2 separate regions of the Homo sapiens genome follow, and region 1 is linked to region 2. A link is a loop called in an ENCODE intact Hi-C map of the cell type or tissue named here. Cell type or tissue: lower leg skin. All regions are shown on one strand. Links, peaks and the distances in the headings refer to the core of each region. The heading gives the core; the rest is flanking DNA.

Region 1 (9,788 bases), core at 2,667-7,666, 330 kb before region 2:
TCATCAATTGCAACAAATGTGCCACTCTGATGGGGGATGTTGATAGTGGGAGGAATTGTATGTAGGGGAAGGGAGTGTAAGGGAAATCTCTGTACCTTCTGTTCAATTTTGCTGTGGAACTAAAACTGCTCTAAACAATAAAGTCTGATTAAAAAAACAGTAACACAAATTGTTGGGCCCCACCCAGAGTCTCTGATTCAGCAGGCTGAAGATGGGCCCTAAGAGTCTGCATTTTCTAACAACTTGCCACTGGCCTGGGACCATACTTTGAAAACTACTGAACTGCACAGTTACTTTAGCTGACTAGGTTGAGCATTTATGTGGACTTAGATTCTGGTGACCCTCTGGAAGGAGAGTGGCTGCAGGCAGAGAAGCCTACCATCCTGAATAGGGTCAAGAGCACCAATAGGTACTGTTACTGTAGATGGATCAGCAGCTGTTTTCAACGGGGAATCACGCTCTACTTTAGATGCAAGACAGGAATGACCTTGAGCTCTGAAATCAGTTGGATGTGGGTTAGAATCCCAGAGCTTTTACTTACTTTATCATGTTAATGATTTTCTCATTTATAATTAGGGAAAGTGGGAGTACCACATACTCCACAGGACATAGTGAAGATAAAGGATAAAGGTAAAGGATGTGGTATAATGTTAGTCTTTCTTGCCTTGCTTTAAAATCATCAATGCATTGGCCACATATTGATAATGGTTAAAGCTGGATAATGAGTACGTGGGGGTCATTATACTGCCTTTTTTTTTTCCTTCAGTGTATGTTGGAAATTTTTCATAAAAAAGCATAAAGAAAACCTGAATAACATATTAGGGAAAAAAAATTCCACAAAATTTTTTTCAATGGCTCCCACTGTATATTTTGCAAAGTAGAAATTCTTTAGCAGGCATTGAAGATTCTTTACAATCTGGTCCCAACATAACTCTCTCTCATTAGCACCATCTCTCATCACTGTTCTCTGCATTATACTCTACTTCCCAACTATACTGAGTCATTTTGGAAAATGACATTCACTTTCATGTTCCCAAATAAGTTATTCTCTTGGCCTAGAATGTCCTTCCCCCCTTCTCTTCCACTTAAATACTTAAATGATAATGATGGTTAACACAGGCAACTGACATTTACTAACGGCTTACTGAGTTCCAAGTGCTTTACAAAACTGACTCAACTAGCTCTTCCTTAGCGTTTTCACAATATTCTTCTATGTGCTGTATGGGTATTATTGCCAATCATGGATTGAATCTTATTTAAGTAGGTGAGAGGAGGCCCAAGTGATCAGAAGCCACTTTCTTTTTTTTATTTTATTATTATTATACTTTAAGTTTTAGGGTACATGTGCACAACGTGCAGGTTTGTTACATATGTATACATGTGCCATGTTGGTGTGCTGCACCCAGTAACTCGTCATTTAGCATTAGGTATATCTCCTAATGCTATCCCTCCCCCCGTCCCCCACCCCACAACAGTCCCCGATGTGTGATGTTCCCCTTCCTGTGTCCATGTGTTCTCATTGTTCAATTCCCACCTATGAGTGAGAACATGCGGTGTTTGGTTTTTTGTCCTTGCGATAGTTTGCTGAGAATGGTGGTTTCCAGCTTCATCCATGTCCCTACAAAGGACATGAACTCATCATTTTTTATGGCTGGATAGTATTCCATGGTGTATATGTGCCACATTTTCTTAATCCAGTCTATCATTGTTGGACATTTAGGTTGGTTCCAAGTCTTTGCTATTGTGAATAATGCCGCTATAAACATACGTGTGCGTGTGTCTTTATAGCAGCATGATTTATAATCCTTTGGGTATATACCCAGTAATGGGATGGCTAGGTCAAATGGTATTTCTAGTTCTAGATCCCTGAGGAATAGAAGCCACTTTCAATGGAGATTAATCTTAAAATATCTTTTTCAGCTATCCAACACCCAGAATTCCCTGAATTTTAATTACCACCTCTGCAAGGCTGTGATACTCATTAACCTGCACATGAACTCATTTTCTGGTGGGTAAGATAGCTGGAGGCCTTCTGGCCTGGGTGGATTATTGCTAGTGTGCATAGAGTTAATGCAGGAGATACAAAAATTAAGAAACAGTTGGAATTCAAAGCACGGGAAGTGGATGATAACCCTATGATTTGCTCCAGCCCCCTGCCTTAAATTGCAATTGTCTGAACCAATGATGGCATCTAGAAATGAAGTTCAAAGCAATTCTGGGTAGTACTGTCTCAACATGGTTTGTGATTAGAAGGCAGATTGCATAAATATTTATATAGACTTTGATTAAAAAGCCAACGATCAGAATAAAAATTGTCCCAAAAATAGAACCAAAGAGCTTGAAAACAATTTTTACAAACTCCCCATCACAGTATTTAAAACACTATATTGAAACCATTTATATACATGTCAGATTTTCCCAAAAGACCCTTAATTCCTTGAGAACAGGCAGCACTTTCTTCCCTTTATCCTACCCTTAGCAGAGGCCTCTAATAAATGATTATTGAAATGAATCAAACTGAGAAGGGTCTGAGCTACAAAAGCAGACTCCAGTTGTGTAAGAGGGAAAGCACCAAAGAAACATTTTGAGAGTGAAGTAGAGAATGAGGCATTTATCTTAATTGGGTCACCTTTATTATGATGAAAAAAATAATATGTTGTGAAAGTTGATTATAAAAATTGGGTCATTCTTGTCATATCCAACTAAATCAATTGAGGGGCCAGGAGGAAAAAGCACTTAGGGCATATAATGTTGCTCCATGAATGTAATTCTCTGCAAGCCCGCTGCTGAAACTGCCTGTGGTAACCTGAAACCAGTATTATCTAATAGCTGCCGAAACAATCTGTTGTGACTCTAAGACTAACTACCCACTGCTGTCACCAATCACAGCTTGCCAGCTCCTCAAAACTTTACTAGTGCCAACCTTCTCTTTGTTCTTTGTACATACTGAAGATCACCCAATCTGTCCCAAAATGCAATTCTTGTTTTCCAAATAAAACATTTTTAATTTAGAGATTCATCTCTATATTTTCTTTGACTTCAACAATGTAATTGGCTGGGTGCGGTGGCTCACACCTGTAATCCCAGCACTTTGGGATCAGGAGGATCACCTGAGGACAAGAGTTTGTGACCAGCCTCACCAACAAGGTGAAACCCCGTCTCTACCAAAAATACAAAAATTAGCTGGGCGTGGTGGTGCCCATCCGTAGTCCCAATTATTTGGGAGCCTGAGGCATAAGAATTGCTAGAACCTGGGAGGGAGGCTACAGTAAGCCAAAATCGTGCCACTGCACTCCAGCCTGGGTGACAGGGCGAGACTCTGTCTCAAAAACAAAACAAAACAAAATGTAATTATTCAGACTGACATGATTTTTTAATTTTTAAAGGGTAGTAGGGGTTGAGGAGGAGGTAGGGATGGCTAATGGGTACAAAAAAATAGAATAAGACCTACTATTTGATAGCACAATAGGGTGACTATAGTCAATAATAATTGTACATTTTAAAATATCTTAAGAGTGTAATTGGATTGTTTGTAACTCAAATGACAAATGCTTGAGGGGATGGATACCCTACTCCCCATGATGTGCTTATTTCACATTGCATGCCTGTATCAAAACATCTCATGTGCCTCACAAATATATATATATATATATACCTACTATATACCCACAATAATTAAATTTTTTTTTTTTTTTTTGAAAAGGAGTCGCGCTGTGTCACCTAGGCTGGAGTGTAGTGGTGCGATCAGGCTCACTGCAACCTCTGCCTCCCGGGTTCAAGTGATTCTCCTGGCTCAGCCTCCTGAATAGCTGGGATTACAGGCTTGCACCACCATGCACAACTAATTTTTGTGGGTTTTTTTTTTTTTTTAGTAGAGATGAGGTTTCACCATGTTGGTCAGGCTGGTCTCAAGCTCCTGACCTCAAGTGATCCATCTGCCTCAGCCTCCTAAAGTGCTGGGACTACAGGTGTGAGCCACCATGCCCAGCCTTAAATTTTTTTTTTAAATAAAATAAAAATTTTAAAAATTAATTTAAAAAATAATTTCTAAGTTTTAAAAACTCTTCTGGCCAGGCATGGTGGCTCACGCCTGTAATCCCAGCACTTTGGGAGGCCAAGGCAGGTGGATCACAAGGTCAGGAGTTCAAGACCAGCCTGGCCAAGATGGTGAAACCCCATCTCTACTAAAAATACAAAAATTAGCCGGGCGCAGTGGCAGGCATCTGTAATCCCAGCTACTTGGGAGGTTGAGTTAGGAGAATTGCTTGGACCCGGGAGGTGGAGGTTGCAGTGAACAGAGATCGCACCACTGCATTCTAGTCTGGGTGACAGAGCAAGACCCTGTCTCAAAAACACAAAAAACTCTTCTTACATCTTGCATAACAGTATCCAACAAACATCTGTCAAATAGAATTGCACAGACAGACAAGATCAGGGCTATGCGTATATTCTTCACAAGATCTTGCAATAGCATTCTGGGTCAATGCCATTGTTTCATTGTTGTTGTTTTAAATTTTTATCAGACTGACTTATATTTTGACCAGACACTACTTCCCTCCTCTGACTTTCTAACCTGTGCATCAAATTGCCTCTTAGACTGAATCATTCTCTTTTCCATCTGCTTTTCTTTTGAGTTCCTCAGTGTGTGATGCCACTATTCACTTGCCAACCTGTGGCAGAAACCTGGAAGTGAAGATTTACTTTTCCCTCTGCCTTGTCCCCCACATACTGTTAATTACCAAATCTTATTGATTCCACTTCTTAAATATTTACCAAACCCAACCCCTCCTCCTGATCTCCACAGCTACTCCCCTCTGGCCATCCTGTCTCATCCAGATTATTGCAGCAATCTTCTGTTGCCCTGCATCCAACTCTCCCTCTCACCAACTCATTTCCACTCTGCAGCTAGGAGGATGTTTCTAAATTGTGTATTTTACTTGACTGCTCTACACTGTTCACTGGCTACTCATCACATTTAGGAAAAGGCTTTTAAAAAAATCATTACAGACCACATTATCTGAACTTGGCATACCTCTTCAGCTTCTTCACTTATTACTCACTCCCCATTCTCCTTCCGTATTACACCTTCTCTACAATGCAGTTTTTGGCTTCTCCAATACTCCTTTTTTGCCTCTGAGCTTTCACACAGGCTTTTCTTCTGCCTTGACTACTCTCTGCTTTCTCTCCCATGGTTTGGCTCACTCTTATCAGCCTTAGTCTCTTCACTTAATCATCTACTTGGATATCTCTATTGTCTTTTTGCTTCATAACTCCTGATCATAGCATACAACCTCATACTGGTGATATTTGTTTGTATGTCCCTCTTTTTGTTTAAGTTCCATAAAGGGAGGCATCAGGTCTGTCTGTTTACCATTCCATCTTCTGTGTTGAGCATAGGGTTTGGCATACTGGTAGTGCTCAATAAATATCTGTTCAACAAATAATAACACCAATCAGAATTCGCATGATTACAAAAAATGAATAAACCTATACTTGAGCCCCATGACTGAGAAATCTAATGATGTTACATAACATTTATAAAATCGTATACAAGTTAAAGGAGTAATTGATTTCATAAAACTCTAATTCAGTAATTTTCAAATATTTTCAGTAGTGGCATCCTTTTATGTGGAATTCCAAGACATAAAATATATATAACCTTGCATGCCTTCTTCTTCCTTCTAGCAACAGATCCTGCTGTCCTGATCTCAGGGGTAAACTTGCAGGGTAGGCAGATATGCAAGACAGAACCTCAAACCACTGTCCTCTGCCCCTAATTACTGGGTGGAGGTGGTCCCTTGACTTAAATTAGGTCATCCCTGGGATAGAGGCTGAAAGATTAATCCAAAAATGGCCTATCCTTCCCACCAAAGTTATTCTTCCTACCAAGCAGATAGTGCCTATCTGTAGTAGGAAAGAATTAAACCAACTCACAGAGAAAAGCAGTGATGAGAAATTTGGCAAAGTGAAGATGGGAATGGTGGGCAGAGGACAGGGACAGTGTCCTTGAATTGGGTAGTTCTTGAGCAAGCACCATCTCATCCTTTCTGTGATTTGGTTACCTTAGCCAACAAATTCCTCTGTTTTGCCTAAGCTACTTTGAGTTGGGTCATTGTTATTTGCAATCAAAAGACTTCTTACTAAAGAGTAATAAATGATACCCAACTTATATTAGCCATATCCAAATTGTGTCTTTTGGTTGCATTGTAAGGAAAAAAAGTTGATTCACATGGACAATAAATTGCAAGTAATAATAATTCAATTGCTTTCCTTACTATTCCTGGTTCTCTTCAATTAAACAGATCTCAAAGCTTAAAGTAGACAATTTTTATGTCAAAGCTGAATTGCAAATACAATCCAAAAGCTGCATATATTTCTTACAAATTTAAAGTAAAGTAAAAACTATTTAGTGCTGGGTACAGTGGCTCATGCCTGCAATTTCAACACTTTTGGAGGCTTAGGTGGGCGTATCACTTGAGCCCAGGAGTTCAAGACTAACTTGGGCAACACAGCAAGACTCCATCTCTACAAAGAATACAAAAATTAGCCAGGTGTGGTGGTATGTGGCTGTAGTCCCAGCTATTCAGGAGGCTGAGGTAGGAGGGCTGCCTGAGCCTGGGAGGTTGAGGCTGCAGTGAGCCATGATCGCGCCACTACACTCCAGCCTGGGCAACAGAGTAAGACACTGTCTCAGAAAAAAAAAAAAAAAAAAAAAAAAGAGCTATTTAAAGCTTACAACAAATCATAAAAGTATCATAACAGTTTGAGAAGGGCACGTATGATGAAGATGCATCTGTATCTTGTCTAGCATTTTACATTTAAATGAGCAAAACACAAGAATGTTCTTTACACTTGTTTAAGTGAACAGACATGCACAAACTTCAATTCAAAGAGACCTCTATGAAGAGCCATGCCTTTTTTTTTTTTTTTTTGAGACGGAGTCTTACTCTGTTGCCCAGGCTGGTGTGCAGCGGCACTATCTCGGCTCACTGCAACCTCCACCTCCTGGGTTCAAGAGATTCTTCTGGCTCAGCCTCCCGAGTAGCTGGGATTACAGGTGCATACCACCATACCCGGGTAATTTTTGTATTTATTAAAGTAGAGACAAGGTTTCACTATGTTGGCCAGGCTGATCTCAAACTCCTGACCTCAGGTAATCCACTTGCCTCGGCCTCCCAAAGTGCTGGGATCACAGGCATGAGCTGCTGTGCTTGGCCATAAATTTCTTAATCAATGATAGAATTCACTTATAAATGCTCAGAAATGGCAGGATAAGCATTCTTTCAAGGTTTATATAAATGTGAGTTAATCTGGCAGTATGAACTCCTTGGTGGTCTCCAATATGCAAAAACTTGGTAGGTAATTTATCCAAATATACTTAAAAAAATAGCCAAACTTTTTGACTATTGGACACAAATTTCTAAGGGAATAATTCTGTAGTAATTGAGAAACTGAGAAACCATGGGACCTTTGACCAGCAATATGTTTTAATGACTCCACAATATTTTTAAACAATTGAATTTGAATGCCTTTAAGCAGCCACGTCCTTTCCAGGTAGCTATTAGGCCACACACTCCCTTACACATTACCTCTGCCCTCTTTATTCATTTTATCTACTTGATCCTTAAAATCAGTTGAGTTTGGAACCTAAACTCCCAAACTCATAATGTTAAATACTCAAAATAGTGAAGAAAAAAAAAGGAATATTCTAAGGACAAATTCAGAAACTTAGAAATCTGGAATGCTCCACTGAACATTTACTTACAGGAAAGTGTAAATGTCCTAGAACTTGTTTGAAGAAGAAGATTATGATGAATTAGGAGGGAAAATGGGTCATTTTCCTAAGCATTTGATGTAATTTCCCCTAAAGTAAGAACTTTAAACAGTCCCCTCCTTATTTAGATCCAGGAGGGGCACAGATTCTTCAGCAATAAAGTTTTGCTGAAATCTCTTGAGTTTCCTTAATGCAGCCTAGAAAAACAAACTCTTCTTTTCTGAGAGCAACGGGCATTTCTAAAATAGACTTTGGTAAAAGTCAAGGATATAAATATCAAGATGATGATAAATGTGAGTTGTCTTAAAATTAAATCATGAAATTCTACAGTCTTTCTTTGCTGATACTGGAAGAAAACAGACTGCCTCCTTGCTTTTGTTTATCTTTTTCAGAAGACCCCAAGCTACGCCTAATCAGGTTACAAAGAGAAAGTAGCTTTTTACAAGAAATCAAAACAAGTACTGGGCTGTATTTACATTACTGTAAATATCTTAATATGTAGTTGAATTTATCAGTTGATATAAAGTAAAATCAGAAACATATCATCTAATTTTTTATGTGGTTGTTTTATTTAAAAGCACTGAGTTACTTCAGGTTACTTCATGTTCTGTGAAAGAGGAAACAAATAAGGAAGTTTATGTCTGTAAATTACAAAACCAGGAAAGGAAAATTTCAATGCTGTTTTTCTATAAAGCTTGTGTTATCCTCTTGCATTACTACTAGCATGCAAGATAAGTCAGATGTCTGAAAAAGGTCTGCTGTACTACTTATGCTCACCCAGTTGTGAGTGGGCTAAAACCACATAATATTTAGGTTGCCATCTCAAAACATCATGGGCAACAGAAAACCTTGAACCCTATATACTTTCATTCAAATCCCAGTTCTACCACTTACTAGCAACCATCACTCTGGGAAGACACTGACCGTTCTTGAGCTTTCCATTCCTTATCTGACAGAATCATAAGAGTATGGTATGTGTAAATGGTGGTTATTAAAATAATAGGGCTTAACCATTTCTATGTTCTACCAGAGAATTTCATCTATCTCCCTTGTAAGCCTATAGTAAGGAATTTTGGTGACAGACTGGGCTTCTGAGTCTGACTCTATTATGTACTTGAGCAGTAGAACTGCTCTAAGTCTGTTACCTTATCTATAAAATAATTTAAAAATAGTATCTCCTTAAGAGGTCTGTTAAATCAATATTTTCTATGTACCATTTTAATTCCCTTGTTTTTTTTACTATATATTTTGGCATGGTTGCCTGGGAATTATCAGTGTGATTTTATCAAACTCAAGAATCTCGACCAGGTGCCATGGCTCATGCCTGTACTCCCAGCACTTTGGAAGGCCAAGATGGGAGGCTTGCTTGAGGCCAGGAGTTGGAGACCAGCCTGGTCAACATAGCAAGACTCCATCTCTAATTTAGAAAAGAAATAAAAATTTTTAAAAAAGAATCTCAATTGACTGACCTTTAAATTCAGATTCTCCCTTCTGCCAACTTAACTTTGCTGCTGAACACTTATAGTATATCTTTACTTCAGTTATTGTATTTTTAACTCCAGAATTTATATTTGATTCCTTTTTATAATTTGTATCAAAGATGATATTCTTTATTTGCTGAGATATCATTCTCATACTTCCCTTCAGTTCTTCAGACATGGTTTCCTTTAGCTCTTTGAAATATATTAAAAATAGGCGATTTAAAATCTTTGTCTAGTAAGTCCAATGTATGGACTTCCTTGGAGACAGTTTCTCTTGCCTCCTTTTATCCCTGTGTATGGGCTATATATTCCTGTTTCTTTATATGCTTCATAATCTTGTTAAAAATTAAACATTTAAATAGCAGATTTCTGCTCATCAACCCTACCATCCAATAGCAAAGAGGAGTTCTTCCTTAGCTGTGGTCCTGATGAGGAACAGAATATGAACACAATTATATAGCTGGAGGAAGACAGAGCTAGAGGACCAAAGGCTTGATGAAGGAACTCTTAAGGCTTTTGGGGAAACTAAAACA
Region 2 (9,788 bases), core at 2,335-7,334:
GTCACGTATTGAAAACCACTGCACATAAAATTGGATGAACAATCCATCTGCATTTTAATTTTACAATGAGGTTAGCATAGAAAAATAAACTGAATATTGACAGTAATAAACTGTATTCCTAGAAAGGCTGTGTGGGCCTACTTAAAGGTTGTCTCACCAATAAAACCATAAGCATCTTTTAGGGCAAAGGTGGTTTCCTATACTTCCTTCAATTCTCCAATGCTTCTCCTCTTCTTAATTTATGAGGCAGGCATATAGGGAATTCAAGAACTATAGGGAGTTCAGTTGAATTAAAATATCTGGTTCTGCCGGGAGGTGGAGGTTGCAGTGAACCGAGATTGTGCCACTGCACTCCATCCTGGGTGACAGAGTGAGACTCCATCTCAACAACAACAACAACAACAACAATCTCGTTCTGTTATTTAAAGAAAACACTTCAACAGTTAGAAATTTTGATTGTTTGTGGCAGGCACTGTACTGAGAGTTTTACATACACTATTCCAGTTAAAACTCAAACCACTTGGGAGGACAGAATTATTATCCCCGTTGTACAGGTGACCAGAGCTCTGAGAATGAAAGGAACTTGGCTTGGCCACACAGCTATGAGTGGAAGAGCCAGAATTCAACTTAGGCCTGTCCCTGCCCAGGGTGTGCTTGAACCCCTGCATTAGCCCAGGGGTCTTCCTGGGTGGACTCTGTTCTGCGCTCTCCTTTGTTCCTGTGGTCGGGCTCCCAGATTCCATCCAGGACCAGCTCCTTTACTTACAGATGGGGGAGCCTTGGGCAAGACCACTGACCTCTCTGAGCCTCAGTTTCCCCCTCTGAAAAATTGAAATAATCAACTGTCCCTAATAAGGCTTAAGAAGGTTAATATCTTTTTTTCTTTTTTTTTTTTTTTTGAGACAGGGTCTCTGTCACCCAGGCTGGATTGTATTGGCACGATCTCAGCTCACTGCAGCCTTAATCTCCCAGGCTCAAGTGATCCTCCCACCTCAGCTTCCTGAGTAGCTGGGACTACAGGCATGTGCCACCATGCCCAGCTAATTTTTGTATTTTTTTTTTTTTGTAGAGATGGGTTTTTGCCATGTTGCCCAGGCTGAAGAAAGTTAATGTCTAAATTTATGCACAACTACTTAGAAAACAGTAAATCCCTATATCAATCTTTGTTGATAAAAACATTCCATTTTTCTCATCATTGGAACCTTGTCACGCCTCAACATTTGGGGCACCTTTACTAAATGTGACATCTTGATTTTTAAAAGTGATCTGTTTCTTTTTCATTTAATTTTCAACTAAATAATGTATTCACTTGGTTCAAACAAACAAACAAAAAAAGGTAAACAGTGAAGGATCTCCCTGTTATTGGCCCTAATAAGTAACCCAGTCAGTGGTTGCTTCTTTATGTTTCCAGGTAACTATATGTATATACAAATCCTAAAAGTAGTGTTTTTTTTCTTCCTTCATACACAAAAGTTTGCATACTACTACATACATATTTCTACACCTAGCTTTCTTCTGAAAATTCCTTTTTAAATTTATTTTTATTTTATTCTTTTTTTTTTTTTTTTTTTTTTTGAGATGGAGTCTCCCTCTGTCCCCCAGTCCGGAGTGCAGTGGCACTATCTCTCCCGGGTTCAAGCAATTTTTCTGCCTCAGCCTCCCCTGTAGCTGGGACTACAGGCGCGTGCCACCACACCCAGCTAATTTTTGTTTGTTTGTTTTTTGGTGTTTTTGTTGTTGTTTTTGTTTTGATTCAGAGTCTCGCTCTTGTCGCCCAGGCTGGAGTGCAGCGGTGCGATCTAGGCTCACCACAACCTCCACTTTCCGAGTTCAAGTGATTCTCCTGCCTCAGCCTCCTGAGTAGCTGGGACTACAGGCATGTGTCACCATGCCCAACTAATTTTTGTATAATTTTTAGTGGAGACAAGGTTTCACCATGTTGGCCAGGCTGGTCTTGAACTCCTGACCTTGTGATCCCCCTGCCTTGGCCTCCAAAGTGCTGGGATTACAGGTGTCAGCCATCACGCCTGGCTATTTTATTCTATTTTTTTAGAGACAGGGTCTCACTATGTTGCCCAGGCTGCTCTTGAACTCCCAGGCTCAAGCGATCCCCCTGCCTTGGCCTCTAAGTGCTGGAATTACAGGCATGAGCCACCATGCCTGGCCCTGAAGTTTTCTTAAAGGTCTTTCTACATAAAAACTCCCCTGTTCTGTTTTAACAACCATGATTTATTTAACCAGTTCCCTATGAATAGACAGGTCATTTCCAATATTTCAGTTTTGATTTGTTGATTTCTTAAAGAGCTGAAATAAATGAAAACACCAACTTTTTCTTCATTATGAACATAGTTTAGACTATTTACTAGACAATAATGTCTGCTTGAATCTCAGATTCAGTAAATCTGTTTTAAAATGGACAGGGATCTGTTGGTACCAAGTGAAAGAATTGCCCCACTCCCAAGGGTTGACTCACATTAACTTGGCTTTTTTAAATTTTATTTTATTTTATTCTATTTTGAAATGGAGTTTCGCTCTTGCTGCCCAGACTAGAGTGCAATGGCGCAGTCTCAGCTCACTGCAGCCTCCACCTTCTGGTTTCAAGCGATTCTCCAGCCTCAGCCTCCCCAGTAGCTGGGATTACAGGCACCAGCCACCACGCCTGGCTAATTTTTTGTGTGTGTTTTCAGTAGAGACGGGGTTTTGCCATGTTGGCCAAGCTGTTCTTGAACTCCTGGCCTCAGGTGATCCGCCTGCCTCGGCCTCCCAAAGTGCTGGGATTACAGGCGTGAGCCACCGCGCCCGGCCTAACTTGGCTTTTTGTTCCATGTGTTGGTTTCATCACCCTCTCAGTGTCCCTACAGTCCCAAGGGCAGCAGGCAGTGTTGCAGAGGTCACAGGGCTCCACAGGTAGTGTGAGCAGCAGATCTCTGTGGACTATCACCTCCTCTGACATAGGCACTATGCTCCTTTATATACTGCCAGAAAGTATGTTAACATTTATAGCCAGGCATGATGGCTCACGCCTGTAATCCCAGCACCTTGGGAAGCCGAAGCAGGTGGATCACAAGGTCAGGAGTTCAAGACCAGCCTGGCCAACATGGTGAAACCCTGTCTCTACTAAAAATACAAAAAATTAGCCGGGTGTGGTGGAACACTCCTGTAATCCCAGCTACTCAGGAGGCTGAGGCAGGAGAATTGCTTGAACCCAGGAGAAGGAGGTTGCAGTGAGCCAAGATCATGCCATTGCACTCCAGCCTGGGCAACAGAGAAAGACTCCGTTTTGAAAATAAATAAGTAAACAAACAAACATTTGTACCAGGAGCAGCGCTGGTGGGCATGGGTCTGGTAGGAGGGAGCTAAATGGAGTGTCCCATCAGTGTGCTTAGAGGCAAGAGAGGAATCCAGAGCCCTGACTAAGAGCTGCCAGGGCAGGATTCCTGGCTCATGAATTTGTGAATCAACACTTGGTTGGGCAGCTGGAATGTGGTGGGAATGAGAAAGAGGCAAGTTCCAGGAAGAGGTTCTCCTGTTCAGAACAAGGGCTAGCTGTGGCTGGTGGACTGACAGGGCAAAGGGGAGCCATGTGGGGGCTCCTGGACCTCAGGAAGGAGGCTGGGGTCTTAGGACTATGGCTGGGGCTAAAAGAGCAGCCCCGGCCCTGAGAGGAGGCCACAGGGACACCAAGGCCAGGGGCTGACAGGGGGAGGGGATATCTCAAAAGTTGTTGGAAATGCCAGATATGGCTCATCCAGTGCCGGATCTTGCTGGGCACCTGCCAGCTGCTAAGGATTGTGAGGCCATGGCTGAAGCTGGGAGGGAGCGGAACAGGAGGAAGCAAATTAGCTGCCGGACACAGTTTAACCAAGGGCTCCTTGACCTCTCCTGGGGCCAGTGGGGGTGGGGCCTGGCTCCCAGGCCCAGCTCTGAGCCTGTGGCCTCCCTCCTTCTTCCAGGCCCATCTTCCCTTGGCCTGAGTGACACGGCACTGACCTGCTCCTGCTCTTACTGCTCTGGCTGCCCCCTACAGTTCCACTCCTGGGCATCTCTTCCCTCCTTTAACTGATGGCTCCATCTTAAAGAGAGTAGAAGTGACTTCACCCACCCTATGGCCTAGAGGCCCAAACATGAAGCTCCTGGGCAACAGGATTTGGTTTTATTAAAGAGCTGCCAAGTTCCTTTGCCTTGATGTGAGTATGGGGATCAGGCGGCCTGGCTAAGCTGGTCAGAGGGAGCATTTCCAGAGGTCAGAGCACAGTCTCCATGGAAACCAGGGCTCTGCATACCCAGGAGGACCCAGGGACAGCAGGAGGACCAGTGAGAAAGGTGGAGTGCTGAGGAGAGAACACTGGGGTGCAGGCAGGGCCATCAGGTTGAAACCCACCCCCACTTCCCCAACTCCTACACAGAGTCCCTCCTCCACCCAGCTGGGAGAACCAGAGCTCAGCCTACAGGGAACAGACAGGGCTCCTTTCATCCTGCAGCAGATGCTGTGCCTCCTACGCCCCTCCTGGGCCTCAGGAAGGGGGCTGGGGGTTCTAGGGCTATGGCTGGGGCTGAAAGAGCAGCCCCGGCCCTGAGAGGACCCACAGGGACACCAAGGCTGGGGGCTGCCTGTGCCACTTAGCACTCTCATCCCCACACCTCTGCAGCTTCTCACTGTGGGACCCTGGGTTTCTGCCCTGGGGTTTCTCTGGCCTTTGGAGCACACTTGGCCAGAAGTGCCAGAAAGTTTGAGGATCAGCCTTTAACCGATGACAGCTGGAGTTGGTGACCAACTGCTCCAGTTTCCTTGCCTTTTGGGTGGGACCTCCCTGTGGCAGGTTCTGCGCAGTCTCCCACGGGTTCCCCACAGGACTGACCCACAGTGATGACCTGCTCGGCAGCCACCATGGCTTTCTTCTTTTCCCTGGATCACCTCTGAAATAAATGATTTGTACTTAAATGTTTGCCTCAGGATCAGCTTCTGGAGGAACCCAAACTGAGAATCCCCTCTCTCTCCCTCACATTCGCATCCAATCTGCCTGATTCTGCTGATTCTACCTCCTTAAAAAGCCCTCAAGGCCAGGTGTGGTGGCTCATGCCTGTAATGCTACCACTCTGGGAAGCCGAGGTGGGAGGATCACTTGAGCCCAGGAGTTCAAGACCAGCCTGGGCAACACGGCAAAAGCCTATCTCTACCAAAAAAATTAAAAAAATAAAAAAATAAAAATTAGCCAGGCATGGTGGCATGCATCTGTAGTCCCAGCTACTTCTCGGGAGGCTGAGGTGGGAGGATCACCAGAGCCCGGGAGGCAGAGGTTGCAGTGAGCAGAGATTGTGACACTGCACTCCAGCCTGGGCAACAGAACCAGACCCCCATCTCAAAAGAAAAGTTCTCAAATCCACCTTCTAATCATCTCCCATATATCACTCCTCCTCCATCCCCACTGCCCTGGCCACCTGCCTGGACTACTGGCCCAGCCTCCTCACCGACCCACTGCCTCTGCACATCAGCCAGCATAAGTCAGCTTTCTAAAACACACCTCTGGGCCTCTCCCCAGGTCCCACCCTGCTTAAATCCTACCATGGTTCCCATTGCCCTCAGGATAAACCAAGCTTCCCAGCCTGGCATCGAGACCCTGAAAGGACTGGTCCCTGCCCTCTCTACAGCTCTCTTATGCCACTCCCCTCTTCCACTGGACTGCCCAGTAGGACTGAACTTCTTGAGGTTCTCAGAGTTGGCCATGATCAACCCCACCTCCTGGTCTTCACAAGCTGTCCCCTCTTGTAAACAGGAACATCTTCCTCCTACTTTACCCAAACAATTCTAGTTGTTCTTGAACACAGCCTAAGACACAACTTGTGCCTTAACCACCCCTGTTCTCCCTGCTCTAGGGCTGGGTGGGCTGGGGGTCCCTCAGAGCTCCTATGTATCTTCATGTCTCTCTGGCCCAATGCCCACCAGGTTCTGGTCTGTTCTCCTCCACACTGGGCATTTCTGAAGGACACTAGCCATGAACAACTCATCTTTTTTCTTCCCCGGGCCTAGGCACATAGCAGGTGTCAGAGAATAAATGAGTGATGATGATGACTTTAAATCTCCAAAGAATTATGCCCTGGAAAAACTCCTTGGCTGGTGGAGGAGAAGTGTGAAGAAAAACAACACCAGGCCAGAGTGATCAGGGTGTTACAAAGGCCAACACTTGGACTTGGGAGCCCAGAGGAGGCCTCAGCCCTGACTGGCAGAGAGGTAGCCAGAGAAGGCTTTGGAGGGGAGGTGGCTCCTCTGTGTGCTGGCCCTGCCCATCCTCTTTGTCTTTGCAGAGTGTGCTAGGGAGCTGGGGAGTCAGGAGGGAAATAGAAAGCAGCATAGATCCCACACAATCTCACCCCTTCCTTTTCCTCAAAGGTGACCTCTACCCTGGTGGTCATTCTTACACATGCCTTTGTATGATTTCTACATTATTGTATAGAAATATACAATAATTAAAACTTTATGTGCATAGTCTCATACTGTGTGTATCCTATATATTTCTTTTTTGGTCACATTATGCTTGTGTGATTTTAGCCTTCTTGATGTGGTTGCTCAAGTTTATTTTTTGTCTGCTATATAGTATTCCATTTAAGAACATACAGTCACTTTTACTGTTAGAATATAATTCATTCCTATAATCCCAGCACTTTGGGAGGCCAAGGCAGGTGGATCACGAGGTCAAGAGATCAAGACCATCCTGGCCAACATGGTGAAACCCCATCTCTACTAAAAATACAAAAATTAGCTGGGCACGGTGGCGCGTGCCTGCAGTTCCAGCTACTTGGGAGGCTGAGGCAGGAGAATCGCTTGAATCCAGGAGGCAGAGGTTGCAGTGAGCCGAGATTGTGCCACTGCACTCCAGCCTGGTGACAGAGCGAGACTCTGACAAAAAAAAAAAAAAAGAATATAATTTATTTCTGATAACAAATTTGTGAATAGTGAAAGCTTATATTCCCAGAAATTTAAAAAGGAAAAATGTGTCACCAGCTCATCCTAAGACCCTAATTTTCCCCAAATGCCATTAAAATTTTTAAAACTATTAACACTCAGCAATGATTTCTGCACAGTATAAAACTACACTATCAAATATGATATCTGTTAGTCACATAAGGCTATTTACATTTAAACGTAAATTAATTTGGAGTTAAAAATTCCATTCCTCCGTTGCCCTAGACACATTTCTACATGTGGCCAGAGGCTACCCTACTGGACAGCAGATATAGGATATTTCCATCATCACCAAAAGTTCTAAAGCATTTAAAATACTGACTACTTCATTATCTAATAATGAATGTGCTGCATTTTCTCACTCACAGAAGCGCTCCCACATATGGTGGGTGAGGATGAGTCTCACATCTCTCACATAAGCCAAGCTTACATCTTTCACTGTCCAGCCCTCCCAATGAGCTTTGTTACATCCACATTTTCTTCTAATAATAAATAGGCTTTTCTAGGTCTTTCAGGCTCAACTACTTTCTTCTCAGGCCTTTCCACTTTCTTAGAAGACAACTATACTTAATAATGAAGGGAAGAGGCTGGCATGGTGGCTAACGCCTGTAATCTCAGCACTTTAGGAGGCTGAAGCGGGTGGATCGCCTGAGGTCAGGAGTTTGAGACTAGCCTGGCCAACATGGTGAAACCCCGTCTCTACTAAAAATACAAAAATTAGCCGACGTGGTGGTGGGCACCTGTAATCCCAGCTACTTGGGAGGCTGAGGCAGGAGAATCACTTCAACCCAGGAGGCGGAGGTTGCAGTGAGCCGAGATCATGCCACTGCACTCCAGCCTGGGCAACAGAGACAGACTCCATCTCAAAAAATAAATAAATAAATAAATAAATAAAAATAAAAAGATACAGTGCTGTGATGTACATCTTTATACATGTGCAGGGGTTTCTCCTGATTATATGCCTTGAAGTGGAATGGTTCAGTTTTAAGCTATGCATTTTCACTTTTCCTAGATATTGACAGATTGTTCTTCAACTTGGTTGTGTTCCCAGCAGTATGTAAAAATTCCTGCCAATTCAAACAAAGTGCGTTTGGTTTCAACCAAATAATTGGTTTCAACGTTTGCTGAATAACCAATTATTGGTTGAAGCCAAGCCAATTTTGTTTTAATTGAGTAGAATCAGCAGAATCAGGAGCACTTCTGTATGTGAGAAAACGCAGCACATTCAGTGTTAGATAATGAAGTAGTCAGTGTTTTAAATGCTTTAGAACTTCCTGTGATGACGGAAATATCCTATATCTGCTGTCCAGTAGGGTACCCTCTGGCCACATGTAGAAGTGTGTCTAGGGCAATGGAGGAATGGAATTGGTTTCAACCAAACCAATTATCAAACTTTAAAAAGTTTGATAATCAGATATGCATGAAATGGTATCATTTCATTTGGTTTTAATTTAGATTTCCCTGGTTGATAGTCAGGTTGAACATATTTTCTTATGTGTATTGGCCATAATTGCTTTCTTTTCTGTGAAATGCCTGTTCATGTCTTTCAATCATTTTTCTGTTAGGTTGTTTAGCTTTTTCCTATTGACGTATAGGAGTTATTTTTATATACTGGATAATAATCCTTTGTTACATGCATTGCAATAATCTCCAGTCGGTAGTCTGTCTTCTTGCTTTTTTCCTTTTTTAGTGTTTTTGTACAAACATAACTTTTTATTACTCTGAGCTTATTAATATTTTCCTTTACAATTTTCTTTGTTTTTGCTGTTGTTGTTTAAAAAATTGTTCCTTAATCCTGGCAGATAGTGGAAATCCAACATTTGCTGAATAAAAGGAGAATAAGGAGAATGAGTGCCTTCCCCAGGGAGAACGTGCAGAGTGAGCAAGAAAAGGGTGGGGCAGAACCCTGGGGAGGACAGAGACAGAGCTACCTAGGGAAGAGTGTGAAGTGGAGGAAGAACAAGGAAGGGAGCTGTACAGCCCACATGGGGAATTTTGAAAGTGTCCGGTGGAGTGACTAAGATGTGTGCATTGCTTCAGAGACATGGAGGTCACTGGATACTTGGCAGGGCCGTCTTGTAGTTGCTACAGGAGCTGAGACCGGATAGGTGGGCAGGGCACTGCAGAGAAGAGTCCAAGAATTGTCACCTCTCTCAAGAACATTGACAGTGAAGGGAAGACCTGTCCTGTCTTGGGGCCTCAGTGTACTTTCTGCCTAGGATTCTCTTCCCCTTACCTTCACCTGGCTAAGTCTAACTCCTTCTCCTGGTTCAGCTTAAATGTCTCTTCCTCTGGGAAGCCTTCCCAGATCTCTCAGTTTAAATTAGATGGCCTCTTTCCCCATGACAGTCTTTCATCCAGTTCTTGACTTTTCCTTCTTAGCAGTTAACACAATATGCAACTATGTATGAAATTTGTGTGACTATTTGTTTGATGTCCGTGTTTCCCACTAGATTACCAACTCCACAAGGCCTGCACTGTCTGGAATGTTGTTCCAGTGCACCCTCAGTGCCTAGCACACAACCTGGCACAGTAATTGTTGAATAAAAAGCCACAATGGGGGCTGAGAGGAGGAGCTGGTTTGTATCTGGGGACAGCAGATCCAGGAGGTTTCAGAGATGAGGGAGTCAGAGGTCCCTGTCCACCAGCCAGATTTTAGGCGATAAAAGGGAAAAAGGGAAGGAGAGTGACAGTTAGGAGGAACACTGACATTGATGAGACACCAACTGTGTACCAGGCACTGTCCTGACACCATCCTGAGCATCACTCCCATCCCCACTCCCATCTTTAGTGTGATGTCCCACTAGCTGAGTGACCCAGAGCAAGC

What was found. Hi-C counts contacts between places; a loop is a spot of excess contacts. Peaks named below come from ENCODE experiments on the same cell type or tissue, not always from the same donor. Only the 100,000 strongest peaks of a DNase experiment are listed, where the experiment ranks them.
Region 1: it touches region 2 in a loop (6-fold over the local background); 1 of 110 quality-filtered maps calls a loop at or near these places.

Annotation. Positions count from the first base shown.
Region 1 is chr11:72,927,417-72,937,204 of GRCh38, forward strand. All of the region lies in intron 8 of FCHSD2 (FCH and double SH3 domains 2), which reads right to left. Among named protein-coding and RNA genes, the nearest start is that of ATG16L2, 120 kb to the left of the region's middle. In lower leg skin, for the core only: no CTCF peak of the experiment used is centred there; no DNase peak of the experiment used is centred there.
Region 2 is chr11:73,254,048-73,263,835 of GRCh38, forward strand. It overlaps LOC105369382 (a long non-coding RNA gene), which reads left to right. Exons shown (of 3, transcript XR_950296.3): 3 at 3,954-4,942. Among named protein-coding and RNA genes, the nearest start is that of P2RY6, 13 kb to the right of the region's middle. In lower leg skin, for the core only: no CTCF peak of the experiment used is centred there; DNase peaks (open chromatin) are centred at 3,734, 4,454 and 5,434.